2 separate regions of the Homo sapiens genome follow, and region 2 is linked to region 1. A link is a contact called in ENCODE Hi-C or POLR2A ChIA-PET data. All regions are on one chromosome and are shown on one strand. Each heading gives the region's core, a stretch centred on a gene start or an enhancer-like site at or near the end of the contact. The rest is flanking DNA. Distances are from core to core; before and after follow the strand shown. Region 1 has its middle 23 kb from the start of LINC00347. Region 2 has its middle 270 kb from the start of LINC00347.

What was found. A loop is a pair of places that touch in the nucleus more often than their neighbours do. ChIA-PET counts read pairs that join two places held with the same protein, here RNA polymerase II (POLR2A). Pooled maps may share reads with other maps.
Region 2: a loop to region 1 is called in a map of adrenal gland, with 2.5 times the contacts of the local background. The contact joins two enhancer-like sites. A Hi-C loop is called at or near these places in 1 of 168 maps with a recorded cell type or tissue (adrenal gland) and 1 of 50 pooled maps. POLR2A ChIA-PET finds 5 or more read pairs at or near these places in 1 of 52 experiments (MCF 10A).

The regions. Positions count from the first base shown.
Region 1 is chr13:74,572,859-74,578,893 of GRCh38, forward strand. No RefSeq gene overlaps it. Among named protein-coding and RNA genes, the nearest start is that of LINC00347, 23 kb to the left of the region's middle. RefSeq lists an enhancer at 2,101-2,614. Within about 2 kb of position 3,018, at least 4 of the 41 ENCODE cell types and tissues checked have a DNase peak (open chromatin) inside an H3K27ac peak, as active enhancers do.
Region 2 is chr13:74,822,894-74,829,029 of GRCh38, forward strand. It overlaps the pseudogene RIOK3P1. Among named protein-coding and RNA genes, the nearest start is that of LINC00347, 270 kb to the left of the region's middle. Within about 2 kb of position 2,923, at least 2 of the 41 ENCODE cell types and tissues checked have a DNase peak (open chromatin) inside an H3K27ac peak, as active enhancers do.

The sequences.
Region 1 (6,035 bases), core at 1,768-4,267:
TCGAAGAGGGACCTGCCCTATAAATATTTGTAGCTTATTTATACCCAGAATATACCGCCAAACTGTATAAAAGAGGTAATAACATGTAGGGAATGAGGTGACCGGTAATATTTGCTCCACTGATTGGCGTTTAGAAAGAAAGCAGGATTAAAAGCAGGAGGAGACAGAAGTTCAGGCCTGAAGCAATGCATTTTTATCAGTGACGGATATCAAATTTTACCTTTGGGCTGGGATTTGCACCTTACTAAATCCATATAAACCTTCTCTCAGAAGCCCGAACTCAGTTTGTATTTCAACTCCACAGCTGGATGGATGGCAAGGAAACAGATAATATTCTGTCTGTAAATTTACTGTTTTTCACTCGGGAGGTGGAAAAAATTTTGTTTTTTTCCAAGAGAGGGATAATAATTCCTGGGGACCTGAAATACAGACTTTATTGCAGTCTGATAAATGTTCTTCACTTTTCTGGTCTGGAACCGCAAGATCCCATTTGCCTTTTTACGTATGTTTTAAAAATCACACACTTGTCTTCAGGAGAGTTAAAAGTTATGTGTATTGGGTACGTACTGTACCACTTCGCATGTTGTACACATCATACATCTCACATTGAATCTTCTCAACAATCCTGATATTTATTATATTTTATAGATTTTATAAATGAGAACATTTAGAGTCAGAGAAGTTAATTAGCTTATCTCTGCTAGAATGCAGAGGCTAGAAAGCAATCGTAAGTTGGTCTGATGGCCTGATTCACGCTCATCTTCCCAAACACAGAGTTCAAAGTCAACCATGAAGTATGATTTGAGAATCTCCAAGTTTTTCTCTTCTGGAATACCTGCGCTGTGCTTTCTTCTTAATAGTGTTCCCAGGCAGGCCCAAGCTGCTCTGTCAAGGGACCAGAAACTTCTCTCAGCTCTATCTTTCCCTCTGCGTTTAGATGAGACCTGCTTTCTTCTCCCGCTGGTGATGATCTGGGCTTCTGTGGGTGACCAACTCCAGGGGGCGCCGCGCACACAGCCTAAGGCAGCCTTGGTGGGGACAGTAAATCCTCCTTAGGCTTTTCTTTTAAATGGTTCCAATTTGTTGTTGTGATTGTGTCTTACCGATGTCATATTTGAAGCCACTTTGTCACATGGCCTTTTGCCTCCTCTTCAGGGTTATCAGTAATCTAATACTGTAATTCACCTCTTGGAAGGGAATGTAATGTGTATCAGGAGCTCCTGTTATAAAAAGGAAAATTCACCAATGGGGCAATGTGGTGGAGGAAGGAGGTTGTCTTTCACAGCTGGAAGAATTTTTTGTTTTTTCTGACTCTTTTCAGTATTTTTCTGTCTCCCTAGTGACATTGGCCAAGTCACTCATGCCCTTGCAAGCTTTTTCCCCCTATATTTGTTCTGCCTATTCCCAGGCTTGTTTTGAGAACTAAACAAGATAATAGGTGCGTACAGATTCTGAAAACTAAAAGACACTCAAAAAACTCTTATATTTGGTGTTCATATTTATATTTCAGAAGCATAGCTCTGATCATATCATTTTTCCGCTTTCAGACCTTAAGGATTCCTATTACCTGCAAAATACATGTAATGTTTGAACCTCATATCTGGTAGCCTGCTTCCTCTGGTCCCCTTATTTCCGATTGCTTCCTTTTATTCATCTGCTGTTCCACTCACTCCAAGCTATTGAGTGATCCTTCTACTTATCCTGAGATTTCCTACCTCAGTGCCTTTGTTCATGCTGTTTTCTTCCTCAAAAGCAGCACTATTCAGTAGAATTTTCTGTAATGATAAAACTGATATGCACTCTCCAATATAGTAGCCACTAGCCACACATGGCTATCAAGTACTTGAGTATTGGCTAGTGTGACTGAAGAGGTGAATTTTTCATTCCATTTTAACCAATTTAAATTTAAATGTCCACATGGATAGTGGCTACCATGTTGCACACCACCACAGGCCTAGAATATTGTTCTTCGCTATCATTTTATGTTCAAATAATACCCATTTATCATTATCCAGTACATAGGTCAGGTTATCCTAAAAGCCTCCATTTGTGCCCTTCCTTGGACATCTTTCTCATCATCTTCTCTTTAACTCTATCTTGGCATTGGTTTTGTAAGTTGCATTTTGGATTTGCTTATATCTCATCTTCCCTATTAGGTGATAGATTCCTTCTGGTGGAATTTGATCTAGTTTAGCATTCCTACAACGTTGACACACACAAAACATTTGGGGAGAGACAGACTATCATTGCCTGTCCCAAGTGACAGTCACTCCATCACTCATTTACTCAATCAGCCCTGCCACTTGTCTCCACTGGGTGCTGTCAGGCCCATGTGAAATCAGAGAGTTCAGACAATTAACCAAGGAGTTGCTGGGACACCGGATCTTCAGCCCACTGACACATCCTTTTGTTTTCCTAATGGTAGGTTGTTTGTACTTAAAATGAGCCTACACTCTGTGAGCTCCTTGTAACAAATATTTCTGAAGACTAGTCCCCTGTTTTCTAGGCACAGGGGATGGAGAGAAACAGAAAACCACTCGGCTTTGGAAGAGCTCCCAGCATCTCAAAGAGAGGGAGAAGAGAGGCAACTCGGAACCTCACCTGCAAAACAAGGGTGGGTGGTATAACCCGCCCTGTCCCTCTGCCTCCCTAAACAAGAAAATCTCTTCCGGTCCTTTGAGGCGAGCCACTCTCTCCAGGAGCTTCGGTCTGGAGCCACATCAACCTAGGAGGAAGGGAAGATGACAAGCCCAGCGTGTAAATGTCCTTTCTTCCTAGCAACAACATTTGAAAGCATAGACCTTAGTCAGATGGGACACATTTGGCAAATGTTCAGGCGTGCAGCATTTCAATTGATGAAATTTCTTTGTGGAACCCTGTTCCCAAGGGCAGGGAAAATTGGAGAGTGAACAATTAGATGCTGGCGCGGCCCGGAGAGGCTCGCGGATGCCTGGCCGCGCGCCTCCGCGGGACGTCAGCGCCCGCGGCACGATCTGCTGCTGTCACTATCAGTATCCGGCAGGAGCCCGCCCGCCCCGGCCCGGCCCCAGGCCGTGGAGGAGGGGGGAGGGTGCGGCGCAGGAAGCTGAAGATAAGTCTCCAAATCGGGCTAAGCTGGGAGTGGGGACAGCGAGGGGGAGGGCCGGGAAGCAATGAAGTCAGAGGCACAGCAGCGACTGCAGCTGAATCAATTTGGAGATAAAAATAGTGCCTTGCCGCCCCTGCCTCTGCAGTGATTTCATAAAGGTCTCAGCTGCGTTGGAGAGAAAGCCAGCATGTGTGTCCCTACCCCCTTTTCCAAACTGGTGAGATGAGCAAAACAGCAGCGACAAGGAGAGCCCAAATGCTCTTCTTCATCTTCTCCCTCTGTCTCTTTGTTTTCCTATCTCCCACTCTCTCTCCCAAAGACCCCAGAAGCGCCCCTTGCTTCACCTGTTCCTCTTAATGGGATAATTAAAGATTAGGACAAAGAGATGAGACCTTCACAAGCTGAAAGAGATAGAGATTCTAGACAGTCATAATGAATCCAGATGGCACTTTCCCCTGACTTTCAACCCCTGAGACGTCAACTAGATGACTGACCACTCCAAAGCCTGAAGGTTAAACACCCTGCAAGAATGGGTCCCAATAAGTCAGACCAACCTCCTATTTCCATATGGGAACATCTCTTCCTGAACCTTAAGAGAAAACAAAACCTGGGATGGCCAATTAGTGTGACTGTCCCAGGAGACACAGATTTAGGGCTCAGTTTCTGTGACGGATGCGAGAAACCTCGAATTGGATCTGAAAAGGACATGAAGTGAATAGAGCTTTGGCACTTCACAGAGTGATTATCCCTGCAGTGCAAGGAGGTAACCTTTCTGCTGCTACATCCTGACATTTGCATGGAGGCAAATGCATCACTGGTAATTGCACCTGAGTGTCAAAGCCACTTGATGTGTGTGTTCCGACCAAGGTATGAATGAGAACTTTAGCGCTAGGGAATGGGAGGCAAAGAAAAAGTGCAGACAAATTATGGGAGAAGAGATAATGGAATTGGCCATTAAAAATTAACAGCTTGGATTGATGTTTCTTTCACACTCCTGCAAAAGGAATAGGTTCAGATTAAATAATACACTGCTTGTGAAAGTGCCTAAACTAGTGTCTCTCTCTAAAAAATGCTACTTAGTAAATACTGTCCTAGATGCTTTCAAAATGAATATGCTTATACTCGCTCAAGAGGAAACATAAAACTAGGACTATTTCATTGAAGCCAAGAAAATCAGTTTTGTAGTGTATAGGCAAAATGTTCAAAATAGAACCCATACATCTTCTGACTTTAGCCATAGACCTTCAATTCAGTAGGTATTAAATACAGGACGTGGAAGCATAATAAAAACATATGACCCAAAGGTCTCTTAAACTGTGGGGCCCAAAGTGAACATCTTGTTGTTGGTTTCACATACAACTCTGAAATAATTTCGTTCTCTCAAAGGAAGAAATAGTTCCTGTTAGAGAATGAAAATAATGTTGCCAAACTCTCCAATTTGGCAAATATAGCAAACTATTATCAGCCACATTAGGGATCTGGCTTTCTCATGGGGACCTATTGTTTACAGAAATATCTCAGCTGAGAAATAAGCAAACATTCCCCCTGAACTACTGTGATACAATTCATATGGCCTTTCAAGGATATTTACAACCACTGAGAGGAAATCCATGGAAAATTTAGAATCACTACAAAGGTCCCTTTTGGTGCTTCTGAAAATTTTGATGCCTTTTTGAATATCCTGATGACTATTTTCCCACTGATGAACAAAGACATCTGAAGCAAAGCCAGTTTATGCTGTGCTGGGTTCCTACTACAAATTAGTGAAAACAGAGCATGCTTAGGATGAACGGTGTGTACTTGATAAAAATACATTACGATTTTAAATACAACTGAACTGTGTTTATTTTCTTATAAAAGCATATTTTTAAATCTGAAATACTTTTTGTAATTCAATCAAACAATCTTAATCTTGTGAGTATTTGAAACACCACTGACAATTTTACAGACCATCTTAGGAACACACTGGGATTTCCTGCTTCTGGTTGGATTAGGAGAGGGCCAAAGCTACTTGACTTGCAAAGTGCTGGTCTGTGTCTAACTATGGTAGAGAAGGCTGTGATGTGTCAAAGGATTCAATAAGAGTAGCAAAGTTGTGTTGGTCCTTGTTAAAATTTAGTCCAGTTCTAAGCTTGGGAAATAAAATGCAAGATTTTTTTTTTTTAATAGTTCCTATCATTAGCCAGGACCTTCACCATACTGGCTATGTAATGATAAAAATGCCCAGTTTACCTGGCAGAGGTTAGGAGTGAAAAGAGCTACAGACAACAGTGAAGGACAGAAGTACACCAGACATCTGTTTCCAGCACTATGGCAGGAGGGGATAAAGTGGACTGCCCTACCTCCTGTAATCTCTAACATGTAGATATGTTGTATAATATTCTATCTATCTATCTATCTATCTATCTATCTATCTATCTATCTATCTATCTATGAAAGGAATAATGGGAATCTTCAGATGCAAAGAGGAAACTCAAAGCTTGAGAAGTCTGCATACGAGCCTACACTGGGGCAGCTTTGGGGTGATGTAAGTTTCAGTCACAAGCCCAATGCCGAGGCCTGAAATTTCATTGCCCATGCAGGGTCAAAGGCATGACAAGGAACTTGTGCAAGGAAAGGGGGTAGAAATGATGTTCTTGCATAAGGCCAGGACTTAGGAAGGGTTGCCTACTCCATGAAAGGAGGATTAGAGAAATCCTTCCCTCTGGACCAAGGAAGACATGTGGAGTGTGTGAGATGTTGAAACAACACTGCTCATTACAAGTGTCCAAAGCCAGCCTGTACATTACTCACAACCTATGTGGGGTGTAATATGGTTTGGCTCTGTGTCTCCATCCAAATCTCATCTTGAATTATACTCCCATAATTTCCACATGTTGTGGGAGGGACCTGATAGGAGATAATTTGAATCATGGGGGCGGTTTTCCCCATACTGTCCTAGTGGTAG
Region 2 (6,136 bases), core at 1,673-4,172, 250 kb after region 1:
TTCTGCTCTCAGTTTTTGTGAATGTTGCAGTTGCCAAGTGTGGGCTCTCTGGAGTTAGAAATGTTTCTGCATAGTCACTATCTTATCACATAATCCAACTCATTTGATGAAAGGAGGAAAAAAGAGACCCTAGTCTGACTCTATAAACTGTTGTTTGTTGTTTCTGAGACAACGTATTATCTAGAGATCCTAACAGTAGTGTAGATCTGGAATGAGAGTCTTCTCTGCCTGCCCTTCTGGTCTGGCCAGAGCTTGGCCATGAAAAGAGGTTGAGGATGATGAATAGGAACAATCACCCCCACCAGGTACGTAAGAATGAGAACAATTGCTTTATAATTATAACTGCAGAATGCCATATGGCTTGCATAATACTTCTTAGCTCATAATATCATCTAGTTTGCATTGACCCTTGCCTTAAGAGAAAAATCAGTTCATCCAAATGTTCATTCTGCTTCTGATATCATATCCTAAGAACTTCTTAGGGCAATCCATAAACAATAAAAACTCATTCTTTCTTGGTTAATTAATTCGCAAATAATTTTTCAGAACTTCTTTGTAATTGTTCTTCCTTGCTGTAGTATGCCAGTAAAATTCTGGTTATATCATAGCAGGTTTCTTTATTTAAGAGGCTTTCCACATATAGACTAGAATACAGACATATAAAAACATCACATAAATACAATAATTTACCTAATTATGTTATAGTTAACACAAATATGAATGGCTTAAGAACAAAACAAATACTCAAGCAGACCCTGAGAAGATAGAGCAGCAAATGGATCTTCTCATCCTGAAGTATCAAAATGCTGTATTACTTGTTAGTTCTATAGCACTCTTCCTCCAAAGAACTCAAGAAGTTTGGACATACCTTGAAAAAGGCTTTTAAAGACATTCTAATACTTATTAGTAGTACTGAGTCACTGTCAGTATAAAAATTTAAAAGAACATCCCAGGACAAAATAATGATCCTTGCTATAGACTAACACTGGAGAAACAAACTTGGATTGAGGACAGCTCTGGTCATCTGTAAAGATGCCACACAAAGCAAATTGCTTAAACGTTCAGACCTCAATTTTCTCCTATATAAAATGGAATCATAATATCTGCCATACTTCACTGAAAATGTTACTGAAAGAGTAAAGTTAAATAATGAATATAAAAATAATTGTAAGGCTGCAAAATACGACACAAAGTCAAGCAATTGTGTCTGTGTATATATGTTTTAGGTTTTATATAGCTTTTTATTCATGGACTTATATTCTTCCCACATCTACCCACTCTGCTATCCCCATGCCCACCATCCCAATTTTTCATACCTCAAAATCAAACTATTATATCTTCCAGGAAGTTGAATCTATACATTGTGAATTGAAAATCTCATTCAATGTATTTACTTGAATTTGAACCAATGATAGGAAGTAGGGTAGAGGAACTGGGGTGCAGCTTAGCAAATCAACTTCAATAAATGCCAACACAGAGGAATCAACTTCTTCAAATGCTTTGGGTAGCTGTATGAATCCACAACAATTCATTTAGAATGTAATTTTGCATGTGATTAATCTATCATCTGGTCTGATTGCCTCTGGTACATTTTTATAATTATAAATTGAATGGAGAATAAAGATAATTCAAATAATCTTATTGGCTAAAGCACAGGGCATTAATTCAGTTTATAATAGCAATAATGACCTCAGCCCAGGACATTTCCAGGCAATTAATGACTGGCTAGAGTTAATGGCCCAAGTTTCAGCCAAGGACCATCAACTCCTCCTAGCTGGTCATCAATCCTCAGAAAATGCCCAATGTTCAGATCCATTCAGAGTTTGACTCCATCCCAACTTTATATTTTCAAATAAGTTTGTGCTTTACTCTTTTTCCTCAAATTCTATGTCACTTGTAAACTGGGTAAAAATAATTGACATTGTTTTTGAATAATAAATTAATTCATGGAACATAAGAACAACTAAATGACACATAGACATTATACATTAAATTGTATTGTAATATTGAAAACAGTACAGACCCAAAGCACAGGGCATAGATTTTTCTAACTCCAACTTTCTCAAAATCAGTCCTGCTAAGGAAAACCTGGGTTGTGAGCCCCGATTTTCATGTTCTTAGTTTATTTCTCCCAGAGAAAAAAGTCAGATTTAACCTGTAATGTACACATTTCTGCTTTCTACCTATCAAGCTATCCTGTTTGATTTTAAATTCTTTTCCAGAAGTGGGAGACATAGCAGAGGGAAGCATGACTTAATATGCAAGCCCAAGTGATACCACATGACAATGTCATCAGTCATTTCAAGCTTCTCTAGAGTATTTTACCTATTTTTTATTCCCCTATCTCACAGGAGGCAGATGAAACAGATGAGCTGGATTACCAGCATAGCGCACACAAGCTCTTTGTGAGCTGATCAAGCAGAGAGAGGGATTCGGCCAAACAGCCCCCATCTCTACAGGAGGCCACCAGGATGCTGCTCTCACCTCTCACCAGGAACCAGAGACTACAGAAAAAGCAATGCAATGTCTCATTGAGTTTGCCTCCCATCAGCTCCCCCTCCCTTTTTTTCTTTCTGATTCCTTTGTTGTTTTAATCCATCATGAGAAAGCCAGAAGTCATGAAATGACAGTATGTAAAGTGACCTTTACAATCAGGGTCACTGGCCTGGAAGACATGGACTCAGAACACCTGTGGCTGTTAATAAACAAGAAGATGCCTTCATTCAGAGATCACATTTGTCCAAAGCCTATTCTATTCATTATCTATTTTTAAAAGGCAACCCTTTTAGACATATGTATACAACATTCAAGTAGGCAATTCATTATCATTATTACTTACATTAACAACTAATGTCCAAAACAGGCCTCTTGCAGGCTGTGCAGTCATTGCCTGTAAAAGGAAACAGAATGTCCCTCAGTAGCTGAATTAATGTCTCCCAGAGGGGATTTCTCAACAGGAAATGGGAGATGTGTTGCCAAAGAATAAAGTCTGCTCATGAAAAATGATTCATGATGAGAATAGTCAAAACAATGTTAATAAATGACAAATAACAATACACTCATAAAGTAAAGAGAAACATTGCATTTCCATCTTTTCTTACTTACTGGGAAGATGAGTGTCTGTCATTAAAACCATTATTCCTGCTGTCAAAATGCAGACATGGAATGATTCAAAAACTGTCACAAAGAACTTTACATATTGATGGTTTGATGTATGATGGAGTCAGAAATAAAGAAATAAAAGTCCAGAAAATAGGATTCTCCCTATGCCTTAATCTACCTTCACCCAGAGGACAAATGCAGGTATGAGACAATAGAGATACTGAGGATTGTTAAGCAGGAGTAGCAAAACATTAAAAGATGATCTGTCAAATTTTGCTAAGGTAGATTTGATATGCTGGTATAGCATATTAATTTGCTCAATATCATACAAATCAATACTAAATTTGGAGGAAAATTAGTAAGATCTATATAATACAAATAATGTCTGAATTTAAGAAAAAAGTAATAATTTTGTTTTACTGATTTACAGAAAGCAGCTGATGATCAGTGTCAATTGTCCCAATTTAATTTCTTGAAGCAGACAAGTTGATATATATTCTATAGATAAAGATGTAACTAGATAATTGGTTTAGGACCAGATTTTCTCTGCTGGAATTCAGAAGGTTCAGGAAACTTCAGCCCTGTTTTGCAGAGCTAAGAAATGAATTCATGTCTGTCTTAACACAAATCCTATGTGCTTTCTGTCTCACTGTGGCTCACATGCTAAAATCTCCTCCTATGATTCCATACAATATGCTATTTCACCTAGAGGGATTTTACAAACCATTTAAATGCAAACAGGGAGAATTCACCATTACTCTGCTATCATGGATTGTGTGTTTACGTACCCCACTGCCAAATTCATATGTTGAAACCCTAACCCCCAACAGAATGGTATTAGGAGGTGAGCCCTTTGGGAGGTAACTAGGTCATGAGGGTGGATGGAACCCCTATGATGGAATTAGTGTTCTCATAAAAAGGCAAATAGAGTTAGCTCAATCAATTTCTACTATGTGAAACTACAATGAAAAACTGGCAGTCTACATCCTGGAAGAGGGCCCTCACCAGAACTCAGCATGCTGGCACCCTGATCTTGGACTTCCAGCCACCAGGCCTGTGAGAAATACATTTCTGCTGTTTATAAGTGACCCAGTTTATCGTACTTTGTTACAGCGTCTCGAACTAAGACACTAATTATTTAACTTGTTTAACTATAAAACAAGACATGGTACATGCCCCCAAAAACCTCTGATTTGCATCTAACTGGAGGTTAGAATTTGGAAAATCTTATTATCTAAGGAAGGCTGCAGCTTCAATCAGAGGATGAAAAAGAGGTGACATCAATATCCATAATGTAAAGCATGTCTTAAAACAGCCCCCAAAGAACACTTAAATGTTGATAATGAAGATCAAGAGCTGCAAGTAGCATACAGTTGTATAACTGTTATTCAAACTAGGCATGTAAGAAAAAACATGTGATTAAACATTATTCCCAGTTGAGTCTAGGGGAAAAAGAACACACTAAAGGTATATATATACCTTTCTGGTTACCAAGTGGATGGTCTCTCTCCTCTTACCTCCTTGGATTAAAGGGTCTCTAAGATGTATTTAGCTTGTGAACCCCTATATTTAATTTCCATTTGGATTACACAGTGAACATTAATTACAGGTATACCTCCATTGTTTTCTACTTCACTTTATTGTGCTTCACAGACACTGTGGCAACCCTGAAGTGAGCAAGTCTATCAGCCCCATGTTTCCAATGTCATGTACACACTTGTGTCAAATTTTGGTAATTCTTGCAATATTTTAAACTTTTAAAATTAATATTATATCTATTATGGTGACCTGTGGTAAGTGATCTTTGATGTTACTATTACAATTGTTTTTGGGTATCAGGAACCCCACCCATATAAGATGGCAAAAACAGTAGGTAAATGTTGTGTGTGTGTTGACAGCTCCGCTAACTGGCTGTTACCACCTCTCTTCTTCTTGCACCTTCCTATTCCCTGAGACACAATATTGAAATGAGACAAATTAAAAACTCTACAATGGTGTATATACTCAAGTAAAAGGAAGAGTGACTCATCTCTCACTTTAAATCAAAAGTTAGAAATAATTAAGCTTAATGAGGAAGGCATATTGAAAGCCAAGATAGGCCAAAAGCTAGATTTTTTTTCACCAAACGGTTTGCCAAGTTGTGAATATAAAAGAAAAGTTCTTGAAGGGAATTAAATGTGCTACTCCAGTGAACATACAAATGTTAAGAAAGCAAGACAGCTTTATTGCTGATATGAGAAAGTTTAGTTGTCTGGATAGAAGATCAAACTAGCACCAACATCCCCTTAAGCCAAAGCCTAATCCAGAGCAAGGCCCTAACTCTCTTCTATTCTGTAAAGGCTGAGAGAGGTGAGGAAGATGCAAAGGAGAAAACCTGAAGCTGGCAGCGGTTCATTCATGAAGCTTAGGGATAGAAACTATCTTTATCACATAAAAATGTGAGATGGATCTGTCACTTCAGTTCTGGTTACCTTGGCTCCACCTATCTCCTTGGTAGAGCCTGCTTCCTGTCCTACCACCTCTGTGCTCTGTTCTTGTTACTGAACTTCTTCCCCTCCAAAATCTGGCGGAAGTGACATTGCCTAAGCCCAAGCCAGCAGTGGCCTGGGGACTCAGGAATTGTCCATGGGCTACCCTTCAAATGACAATATCTTGTTCTTTGGCTGATATAATGAGTGAACAGTTGGTCAAAGAACTGCAGTTAGGGGAAGAAACTGTCACTTTTCCTCAAGTAGCTGTTGCTAAAAGACCATTTATTACTGAAGAAAACATTGACACTTCCAGTGACCTAATGTTGGCTCAGATATTATACATGGAATTTGGCAAAGAATATGATGCACAATTAGACATAAAGAAAAGAAAATTCAGTGGAGATAGAAAAGTTTCCATGTCCTTTGAAAATTATTGAAAAGTGCATCCTGATGAAGACAGTGATAGCTCTGAAGGTGAGGCTGATTGGCAGGATACTCATGATGATCTCTACTGACTAGCAAAACCAGTTCCCACTCCCACAAAGGGTTTTATTGGAAAAGGA